Linked DNA regions of Mus musculus: region 2 is linked to region 1. A link is a loop called in an ENCODE intact Hi-C map of the cell type or tissue named here. Cell type or tissue: heart. All regions are shown on one strand.

Evidence for each region. A loop is a pair of places that touch in the nucleus more often than their neighbours do. Peaks named below come from ENCODE experiments on the same cell type or tissue, not always from the same donor. Only the 100,000 strongest peaks of a DNase experiment are listed, where the experiment ranks them.
Region 2: it touches region 1 in a loop (4-fold over the local background); 3 of 42 quality-filtered maps call a loop at or near these places.

What each region holds. Positions count from the first base shown.
Region 1 is chr4:142,346,116-142,351,115 of GRCm38, forward strand. It overlaps Gm46875 (a long non-coding RNA gene), which reads left to right. Exons shown (of 3, transcript XR_003955299.1): 1 at 1-5,000. Among named protein-coding and RNA genes, the nearest start is that of Gm46875, 44 kb to the left of the region's middle. In heart, a CTCF peak has its summit at 3,016 (motif pointing left); no DNase peak of the experiment used is centred here.
Region 2 is chr4:142,111,222-142,116,221 of GRCm38, forward strand. Kazn (kazrin, periplakin interacting protein) reads right to left here. Exons shown (of 18, transcript NM_144531.3): 14 at 887-1,118. Among named protein-coding and RNA genes, the nearest start is that of Gm35581, 13 kb to the right of the region's middle. In heart, a CTCF peak has its summit at 2,257; no DNase peak of the experiment used is centred here; H3K27ac peaks cover 719 bases; H3K27me3 peaks cover 214 bases.

The sequences.
Region 1 (5,000 bases):
TTTTCTATAGCTTCCTCTGCTGGACTGAATTAGGCCAGAGAGCGGTGTGCAGTCTGTGCGCATAACCTGCATTTCTAAAGCTTGTTGACTGTAAAGGTCCTCTTTGGAGCTTGACCCCGTGCTGAACAGATGAGATCAGTCATCTTAACCTGGCATCTGAAAAGCTTATAAACAGGAAGTATAGTTTCTTAGCCCTTTATAACGCACCGTGTTTACCCTTTGGCTGTCTTCACATCCCACTCCCAGCATCCTCTGGGCTTTTGTCTCTCATGTTGCCGCAGGCAAGCAGGACACACTCTAGATCCTCTGAGCTGCCCTCCTCTGTTTCTAAGCCAAGATAAAAGATGCCTTTGAACCCTGAAGCTGTATCAGTTTACACCTTGGTCATTAGCAGAGCTCAAGGCTTAGCCTGCTGGAGATGATTCATCCCCTGACCCACAATGGCAGAAGAAAATCGTGTACAGCGTTCACCTTGGAGTACAGCAAGGATCCAGCACTGAGCTAGGCACTGTGTGTGTTCTACGCTCTCTGTCTGCCTGTAAGTGCTTGCATCCCAAAGTGCCATGCTGTGCACATGGAACTCAAGAGGACAATTTGTGGAAGTTGATTTTCTCTTTCTACTATGTGCGTTCTGAGGCTCGAACTCGGGTTGTTGTGCTTGGCAGCAAGCACCTTTGCCCACTGAGCCACTTGCCAGCCCCACTGTGCGTGTTCTATTTCATTTTATTTCAGGAGTCTCAATCTGCAGAATAGTATATGTCTTAACTCTGTGCGCGTGCGCGTGTGCGCGCACGTGTGTGTGTGTGTGTGTGTGTGTGTGTGTGTGTGTGTGTGTGTGTGTTGGGATGAAGTAGGGTTTTACTGTGTAACCCCATCTGGCCTTGAGCTTGCTATGGCCTAGAGTTCACCATCCTCCTGCCTCAGCCTCTGAGGTTCTGAGATTAACAGCGTGTACTACACTTGACTTTGTGTTGGTTTTAAAGCGTTTACAGTGTATGTAGCCCAGACTAGCTTGGAATTCTCAGACAGCAATCCTTTTCCCTCAGGCCCCCATGTGTTACTGAGAAAATTGGGTTCCCTCCTGGGTTTCTTACTTTTGTTCACAAAATCATTTAAGTACAGACTTAGAAGGAAACGAGAGGAAATTTTTCTTAAAATTTGAAAGAAAAACCTAGGTAAGGCAAACGACTGCAAATCTTAGTAGCTTCCCAGAGGAGGGAGGTGGAGAAGAGGCAGGGAGACAGGCACGTGGCAGGATGGAGGGCTTCAGAGAGAGTGAAAAGGGCTAACACACCAGAGAAAGCACCCTTAGTTCTGGCCAGCATCTGAAGAGAGAAGAGGAAAGAGGAAAAGTAGGCAGAGCCCACAGACCCTAATGGCAGTGCTGTAGCGACTGCACAGAGGGCAGGGATTCGGGTAGGAAAAGCACAATGTCTCAATAAAGGGATAATTGTTCCTCTCGTCTCTTTAGCATGGCTTAAGACGACCTAGCTTTCCTGAGGGGCAGTCTCTTAGGCAGGGGACTGGCAAGTCCAATTGGACTAACGCTTAAGGAAGGAGGTGAGGACATGTCTCCACCAGAGAGGCAGAGCCTATTCTTTTAACTGGAAGGAAATTGCTTTCTCTTAATGGGCCTCCAGCACCACTAAGAAGAATCAGGGATTTCAGGTATGAGCCGCCATGTCAAGTTCAGAAAATGGTTAACGCCACCACTCCAGGAAAGATCTAAGTGGTTTATTTATAGACTCCTGTTTAATCCTCACACCGGCCTTATGGTGTGGGTTCCAATCACTGTCTCTACCTGACAGATGAGGAGTTGGAAGGTTTGGGTAAGCTCAGGAGTTGGCCAAGGTCAGGCAGGCAGCCAGTGTGAGGATACAACTTTGTCAGGCTCTCGGCAGACAGTTCCTGGGCTAACAAAGGACTAAATGAACCCGCAGGGGAGGCCTGACATTGCCATTCTCCATGCAGAGGAGGAGAGAAGGCAATGTCCAGTAGGGCCATGTGCTACCTGTGAGAGAAACCACGCAGAGACTGCAAAAGAGAGAGTACTTGGGAGGGGGCTGTAGAGGACGTCTGTGGAGGTGGAAGGGTGAGCCAGAGCTGTGTGGTTGGCAGAGATGGGGTCATGGCTTCCAGGTGGAGGTAGACTAAAGCTCTAAAGCCCCAAATAAGAGATACTTTTGGCTCAAAAGAGGTCCTGATGCCCTGAGGTCTTTCTATATTCTAAAGCTTCCATGAGTCTTATACAATACCAAGGTGATTATCAGGACAGAGTTCCTAGGCTTGTCAGGAGAGAGTTAATGTGATCTAGTTGGTCAAGCCCAGCAGTTAGCCTGACACAAGATGAATGCTACCTGGTAGGGGGACTGGGGTGGGGTGGGGATGGGAGCCCGGAGATCCTCTGCCCCAGTTACTCTGCCGTGAGCATCACTGAGGATGGATACTGACAGGGACTTTGCTCATTAGTAGTAAATCTGAAGTCCAAACAAGCAAACAAAATACAAACAATCAGAAAGAGAGAGGGCCATTGTGTTTTTTTTTTTTTTTTTTTTTTGAGATATTTATCACCTGAGCCCTGGGGCGGGGGGGGGGGGGGGACATAATGGGGGGGGGGGATAACAAAAGTCTGATCCTTCCCAGGATCCCCACGGAGAAGAGAGCTTGCCAAAAGGAACTTAACAAAGCCCATCACAGGTAATCAATACAAAGCAGCCTACAAATCAAAGACAAAGCAGCCACCCTAAGACTTACATCTTGTTTGTTCAGGATTTCCTTGAGGTCAGAGACCCTTGCGGATCCATGGTGGTTCTTAAATGCACAGGTAAATATATTCATGAACTGCCCTCCGCCCCCCCCCCCCCCCCCCCAAGAGGGAAGCCCTGTTTGTCACCCAAGAGAACAACACAAAGTGAGAGTCTCAGGTTCTACCATCCGGTGCTGTGAGCCAGAAGGCCCCAGGAAAGCTTCAGGAGGAAGCAAGAGGGAGCCTATGCTGCCTCCTAGTGGTAGGAGGTACAAGTGACATTCTGGGGTCTGAAAAAGAAACGATAAGTTGTGTTTCCAAAGATGACTGCAGCATTATTCCCAAGGTGTAGGACCTATCCTAGTGGCCCCGCAGAGAGGTGGAGACATTTCCCTCGACTCTGTGCTTGGGGAAGGGTGGTTTCTTGTCTTGGCCATGAAATGCAGGGTAGAGTGACACAAGGTGACTTCAGAGGCTGAGCCTCCACCTTGGCCATCCAAACAACCACTCTTGGGATTAATCCCTTCAGAGAGCTCAAGTGGTCACAGGATGAGGACTGTCCTGGTTAGTTTGACATAAGCTAGAGCCCTTTTGGAAGACAGAAAGTCAATTGAGAAATGGCTCCCAATGGCCTGCAGGCAAGCCTCTGATGTGGAAGGATCTAGCTCATCGTGAATGGTGCCACCCCTGGTCTGGTGATCCTGGGTGCTATAAGAAAGCAGACTGAGCAAACCAGCAAGCAATACTTTCCACAGCCTCTGCATCAGCTCCTGCCTCCAGGTTCCTGCCCTGATTGCCCTGGATTATGGACTACAAACTGTTCATGAAACAGTAGAAGCTAAGTCATTTTTCATCCCAGCCTTATGCTCCCAGAAATAAGACTTGGACTCAAAATAAATTTAGAGATACCTTGGCCATATAGCTAGGCTCTTCTCTGACTAGATCATAACTTAAAATAACCCATATATTCTAATTTACATTCTGCCACACGGCTGGTTACCTGTGCTCAGGTACCATGCGTTCATCTTGTCACATCTTCCTGGGTACATCTCCCACGCCTTGCACCATCCCAGAATTCTCTCTGCCTCCAGATGTCCCACCTTCTATTCTAGCCCTTCCCACAGGCCATAGGTTCATACTTTTTCCTTTCTCTTTTATTTTAATTTTACCTATTTGTGTGTTTGCAGTGCACGTATGTGTGTACCCTGTGCACACAGTGTCTGCAGAGGCCAGAGGAGGGCATCAGATGCCTTGGAACTGGAGTTGTAGATTATTGGTAGCTTCCACGTCAGTGCTGGGAATTGAACCCAGGTCTTCCAGAGGAAGAACGAGTGCTCTTACCCACTAAGCCATCTCTTCAGCTGTGACTGTAGGTTCTTTAATGGACAGGTGGTTTGTCCATATGATACACAAGAGATCCTCTCTACACAAACCTTTCCCTCCCAAGTTGCTCTTGGTCATGGTGTTTAATCACAGCAGTAGAAATCCTAGCTATGACAAGGGCCATACGGTGAGAGGAGGAATGGGCCTCACACTCTCAGGTGCCTGCCTCCTTAGACATGTCTACCCAGCTCCAAGAGAGTATAACCCCAGCTGAGGTTCTGCTGGCTCCTAGCTTTGTGGAGCCACCCCTGTACCCAACACAGCAGACTTGTGGTTCCGCCTGCACTGTCAGTTTCTGAGAAGTGCCTGGCAAATGCATAACTTTCACCAAATGCAACAAATAATTCAGAAGATCCTCCCAGCGGCGTGAGATGCTCAGTGGGTAACAGCTGGCTGCCCGAACCTGGCAACCTGAGTTTGAATCCCTGCAACTCACATAAAGGGGGAGGGATGGAACCGATTCCCCAGAGTTGTCATCTGACCTCCACATACATACACATATTAGATATGCATACAGCATTATGTATGCATACACACACGCACAATAATTAAAAATCTGATATTTAATGTATCAACATGAATAGAACATTGAAAATGCTAATTTAATCAATTAATTTGAGACAGTTCACTATGTGGGACTGGCTAGCTTGGAACTTGCCGTGTAGACCAGGCTGGCCTTGAATTCGTGGAGATCTGCTTGCCCCTTCCCTCTGATGGCTGGGATAAACAACTGTGCCATGATAGCATATATAGAACGTGTGCTTACATCTTCTTTCCCCTCTGACCTCCTTCCTCAGGCTGCACGAGGAACCCATTGTGCTTACAAACATGCTCAGATGGAGATGTGGGACAGTGAGAGCTGACTCTTGGA
Region 2 (5,000 bases), 230 kb before region 1:
TGGATGGATGGATGAATAGATGGGTGGGTAGATGGATGGATGATAGATGGATGGGTGGATGGATGGATGGATGAGTGGATGGATGGATAGATGGATGGATGGATGGATGGATGGATGGATGGATGAATAGATGGGTGGGTAGATGGATGAATGGATAGATGGATGGGTGGATAGATGGATGGGTGGATGGATGGATGGATGGATGGATGGATGGATGGATGGATGGATGGATAGATGGATGGATGGATGAATAGATGGATGGGTGGATAGATGGATGGGTGGATGGATGGATGGATGGATGGATGGATGGAAGGATGAATAGATGGATGGGTAGATGGATGGATGGATAGATGGATGGGTGGATGGATGGATGGGTGGGTGGATAGATGGATGGGTGGATGGATGGATGGATGGGTAGATGGATGGATGGACAGATGGATGGGTAGATGGATGGATAGATGGATGGGTGGATGGATGGATGGGTGGGCGGGTGGGTGGGTGGGTGGATGGATGGATGGATGGATGGATGGATGAGTAGGTAGTTGTGTATATATGTGAGTGGATGATGGGGTGGGATGGAAACTAGACAGATGGAGAGATGGGGAGTGGACTGAGAGTGGATAGGTACATGGATGGGTGGGTGGATGGACAGTGGGTAGGTGGATAGATGGGTCAGCAGGTGGATGGAGGAGTGGATGGGTGAATGGAATGATGGGTAGATATGTAGGTAGATGGGTGGATGACTGGGTGGATAGATTGATGGTTGAATAAGTGAATGGATGGATGGATCAGCGGATGGGTGGGTAGATGGTTAGACAGAAATTGGATGTGGATACAGGCTGTGGAAGATGTCTGCCCCTGCCCTGCCGCCCCATTTAGTTCTCACCTCCCTGCTGAAGTTCACTTGGTACAGCAGCTCAATTCCCAGCAAGATGCTAACTTGGTGGAACTTCTTGGACACGTTCAGGTGTTTCTCCAGGTCCCGCTTCATCAGTGAATTCAGCATCCTCCCATCAACCAGGTGGTTCTGGAAGGCCTGGGAATACTGGGACAGGCCAATGTCATTCAGCCAGGCCTTGGCCACCCAGTGATGGTCCAGGTCGGCAGCTTTGGACAGGCTGAAAAGGAGACACAGCCAGAGAGAGGTGGGAGTGGGGAAAGAGCCAGAGGCAGGGGCAGGTGGAAATGGGGTCAGAGATGGGCAGAGAGGACCAAAAGCAGGACAGGGAGTAGACAAGAAAGCCAGAGAGGCCGATAGAGAAAGTGATGGAGCAGAGGGATAGAGGGGAAGAAAACAACGACAGGCTCAGAGATGTGTGGAGAGTGAAAGAGAGCAAGAGAGGGAGGGAGGGAGGGAGAGAGAGAGAGAGAGAGAGAGAGAGAGAGAGAGAGAGAGAGAGAGAGAGAGAGAGAGAAATAGAGACACAGAGAGAGAAACAGAGACAGAGAGAGAGAAACAGAGAGAGAGAGAGAGAGGCAGAGAGAGAGAAACAGAGAGAGAGAGAGAGAGAGAGAGAGACTCAGACACACAGATAAAGAACAACTAAGACAGAGACAGATTCAGGCAGAGACAGACAGATAGGCACACAGATATTAGGTGGATGGAGAGGGAGAGAGTAAGGCAGAGAGACAGACAGACAGACAGCAGAGGATCCCAAGGACAAAGGGAACATCCACAAACCACAGACTAAAACTGAAAGGAGTAGTGGAGTGGTGTCAGGAGAAGAGATGCCTATAGCCAGATGCACCTCTGCAGAGCCCAGGACCCCTCAAAGCCCCAGGCTGACCATCTCCCTCTCCTATCCACCTGTATGCTGCCCTCTGGTCCCTTTTCCTGTTTTTTTTTTGGGGGGGTGGTGGTGGTGAGGGGCGGGTAAGAAGCCTTTATGGCCTTCATAGGTTCACACATAGTATGCTAGAGTCTCCTGTCCCAAGACAGGGTTGTGGCTCAGCCCTTCCCTCATTGGCTCATCTCTGGAAAACCCAGATTTTCCCCAGAAACCCAGAAACATGCGCATTGTAAGTTTGCAAAAAGGCTTTAAAACATTTATTATTTACTATTTTTATGTGTGTTCTTTTGTGGGTTTATGCAAGCTATGTGTGTGTTGGGGGTGTATTCTTCAAGGGCACGGGTTGTTTAATTGCCTGGAATTGCAGGTATTGGTTGAGAGCTGCCTGGTATGTGTTCCCCAAAAAGCCTTTGTTGAGGGATGAAGATACACCTGGCTAAGGCCGTCCCTAGCTGTCATTCCTCTGCCCACCACACAGTGGCAGCCTGGCAGAAGGAATGAGGTCCTCTTCGCAACCTACCTGTAGAGAGACACTGAAAAATGACTCGGTGCTGGATGGTGGGGGAACAGCATTGTTTAAGTGGGAGCCAAGGGTGGACACAAAGGGAGCACTCGGTACAAGGGAACGCAATTGGCTCACAAAGAGACACTGCCCTTCTCTTCGGGGCAGCTGGCGATGGCTGACATTCACCATTCTGCTCCCAGACTAAAAGCTTTCTTGCCCCTTCTTTTATGTCAACAGTGAGCCTCCTCTGAGCCTGCACTGGAGGTGCTGATAGGGCTCTCTCTCTTTCTTCCCCCGAGATGATGTCTCCTCTGATCTGTTTTAGGTTGTCTCCTCCTATCTGGTTAGTCACTGCCCTCAAAGCAATTGATGCATATTGCATTTACGTTGAGAGGGATTGGGTTTACTGTCCCTTGTCTCTAAGTTAGGGTACAAGAGGGCAGAAGGGTCAGGAATAGGGCCACGTTCACTGGTGTAGTGGGCGTGGGCTGATTGGCCGACATTCACTAACGACTTATTGGCAGAATGTCTTTATGGGTTCCCGGTTCCCTCTGCCTTGCCCTGCCCCAACCTCCTGGAACCACTTGGCTGTTTCCCCAAGGACAGGACTTTGTCCTTTGTCTCCTGCTGCCCAACATTCACTCTTTATCATCTTCTACAGACTCCACTGGACTGTCTGGTCTCCCATATACCTTTTAGGAACACCCCTTGGATCAAGATCCTTTCTCTTGCCAAAGCTCCCAGATCCCCATGTGTGTACTGGCATGTTGGAGTTAACTACAGCTTGCCTACCAACTCCCTCCATAGATTGTCCTGGTAAGGGACCAGGCAGCTCACTCAGCCCATCCAGCTGGGTGAATGCTGCCTGGTGTGTCTTGAAACTCATTGCTCGGACAACAGATGAAGACTAAGGGGAGGGACTGTGCTCCTGTCTGTCCTGGTGCAGCTCCTGAACTAGAATATTCCAGACCAAGAGAATCTTCCTTCTGGGGTCATGGTTCTTCTCACCCTCCAGGGCTGGCCCAGCTTGTCACACGGGGCCTTGCCCAGCCTCAGCTTTCATGGCCATCGTGGCTCTGAATTGGGTGCTCATGACAGCGCTGTCACTCATGGGAACAAGGGGAGAAGTCAATAGGGCCAGACTGTTGGGCGTGGTGGCCAGGAGGCACACTTGGCCTGGCCTCCTCAGCAGCGACTCACTTGGAACCAGCACTTGTGCCTCTATAAGTTCACAAATAACATACATGTGACCTTCAAAATGCCCCTCTGCACTGAAGCTTGGTCACTCTTGCCTAGCTGCTACTCGGAACTGATGTTGGAACCCAAGTCTGGGATCAGCAGGAATCCAGACGCTGTTTCAACCAATAATTATCAGTACCTCTTCCTCAGGTGGAGCTAGGCCAGACCCAAGGTCTGAGGATGGGCGTGGCATGCAGAGAGCATCAGGGTCACAAGTCAGAAACACTGGGATTGTTCTGGGCGAGGGACCTTGCATCTCTAGGGCTATTTCTTCTGTAAAATGGAGATAGCTAACTTTGCCTCATGGAGTGGTGGGGACTGAAGAGATGGGCGAATGGAAAGTCCTAAACCCATCTCTATAGCTAGCAGTAGGAGTTGGCACTGTTAAACATCAAACACACTGGTACCACAGGAGGGTGGAAAAACGCCTTGGATGCCGTGCGACTTTTTGCATGTTACCTGTCTGTACTTGAGTCTCTCTAAGATGGGGGCTGTTATGTCTGCCTGACACATGGATGGAATGGGTAAATGGAATCCTGTCAAGAGACAGGGGAAGGGTTGGCAAAGGGAATTGCGGGGCCCAGAGAGGCTATGCCCATCATCACAGCTGCATGAGTTTGAGACAACCCACTAAGGCTCTGACCCCAGAATCCAAGGGCTTTTAAGAGTTCCACGGCTGAGTCAGAGGGCTGGACATGCAGAGCTATATAGTCTTGTACAGTTCATTTGGAGCAGACATCAAAGCTTGTACTAGATTCCTAAAAGGGTCCAATCCTTAACTTTTGTTAACTCTTACCTCTCTACTTCACACGTAAGGAAACTGAGTCCCAGAGAAGACAAAGTTACCCAGCATCTTAGAAACAGGCTTGATTTCCACGGAGGATAGGAATCTTACAGTAAGGTATCACTCCACAGGACATAGACTGTCTAATGTGGGGACCCCACGTTTCCTGGGACCGTCCTGCTTCAACTCTCCCCTGCAATTGTGGCTCTGCCTTTGAGCCACGTCTTCCTGAGCTCCTGGTGGACCTCAGGTGCAGCTCCTCTTATGAACCAGTGTTTGTCTCCTACATCCACATCTGTGGGATGGTGTCTGAAGTGGGCTATGGGCGGCGTTAGGGTTACCTGACATTACTGGGGGTAAGTTATACTCCCCCACCCCTGTGTGAGGACCCTGAAGAAGGCTGCCGTGTATAACCAGGAGGGGTAGTCCTGATGGAGCTGGATCACACTGACACCCTTTTACCCTTGTCACCTTCAGAACTGGGAGAGACAGATGTCTGGTGTTTACGATACCCAGTTAGCAAGTAGCATTTTGCATGGTAAACTAAGCTGATGGGGACAGCCATGCTTTGGGGACAGAATGGACGCTTAGGCAGTGGTGGGGACTCTGTGAGCTGAAGCCAGCAGCCCCACATGCTTGAGGGACTCAGGCAGCCCAGAGGGACTCTCTAGAATGTGAGGCG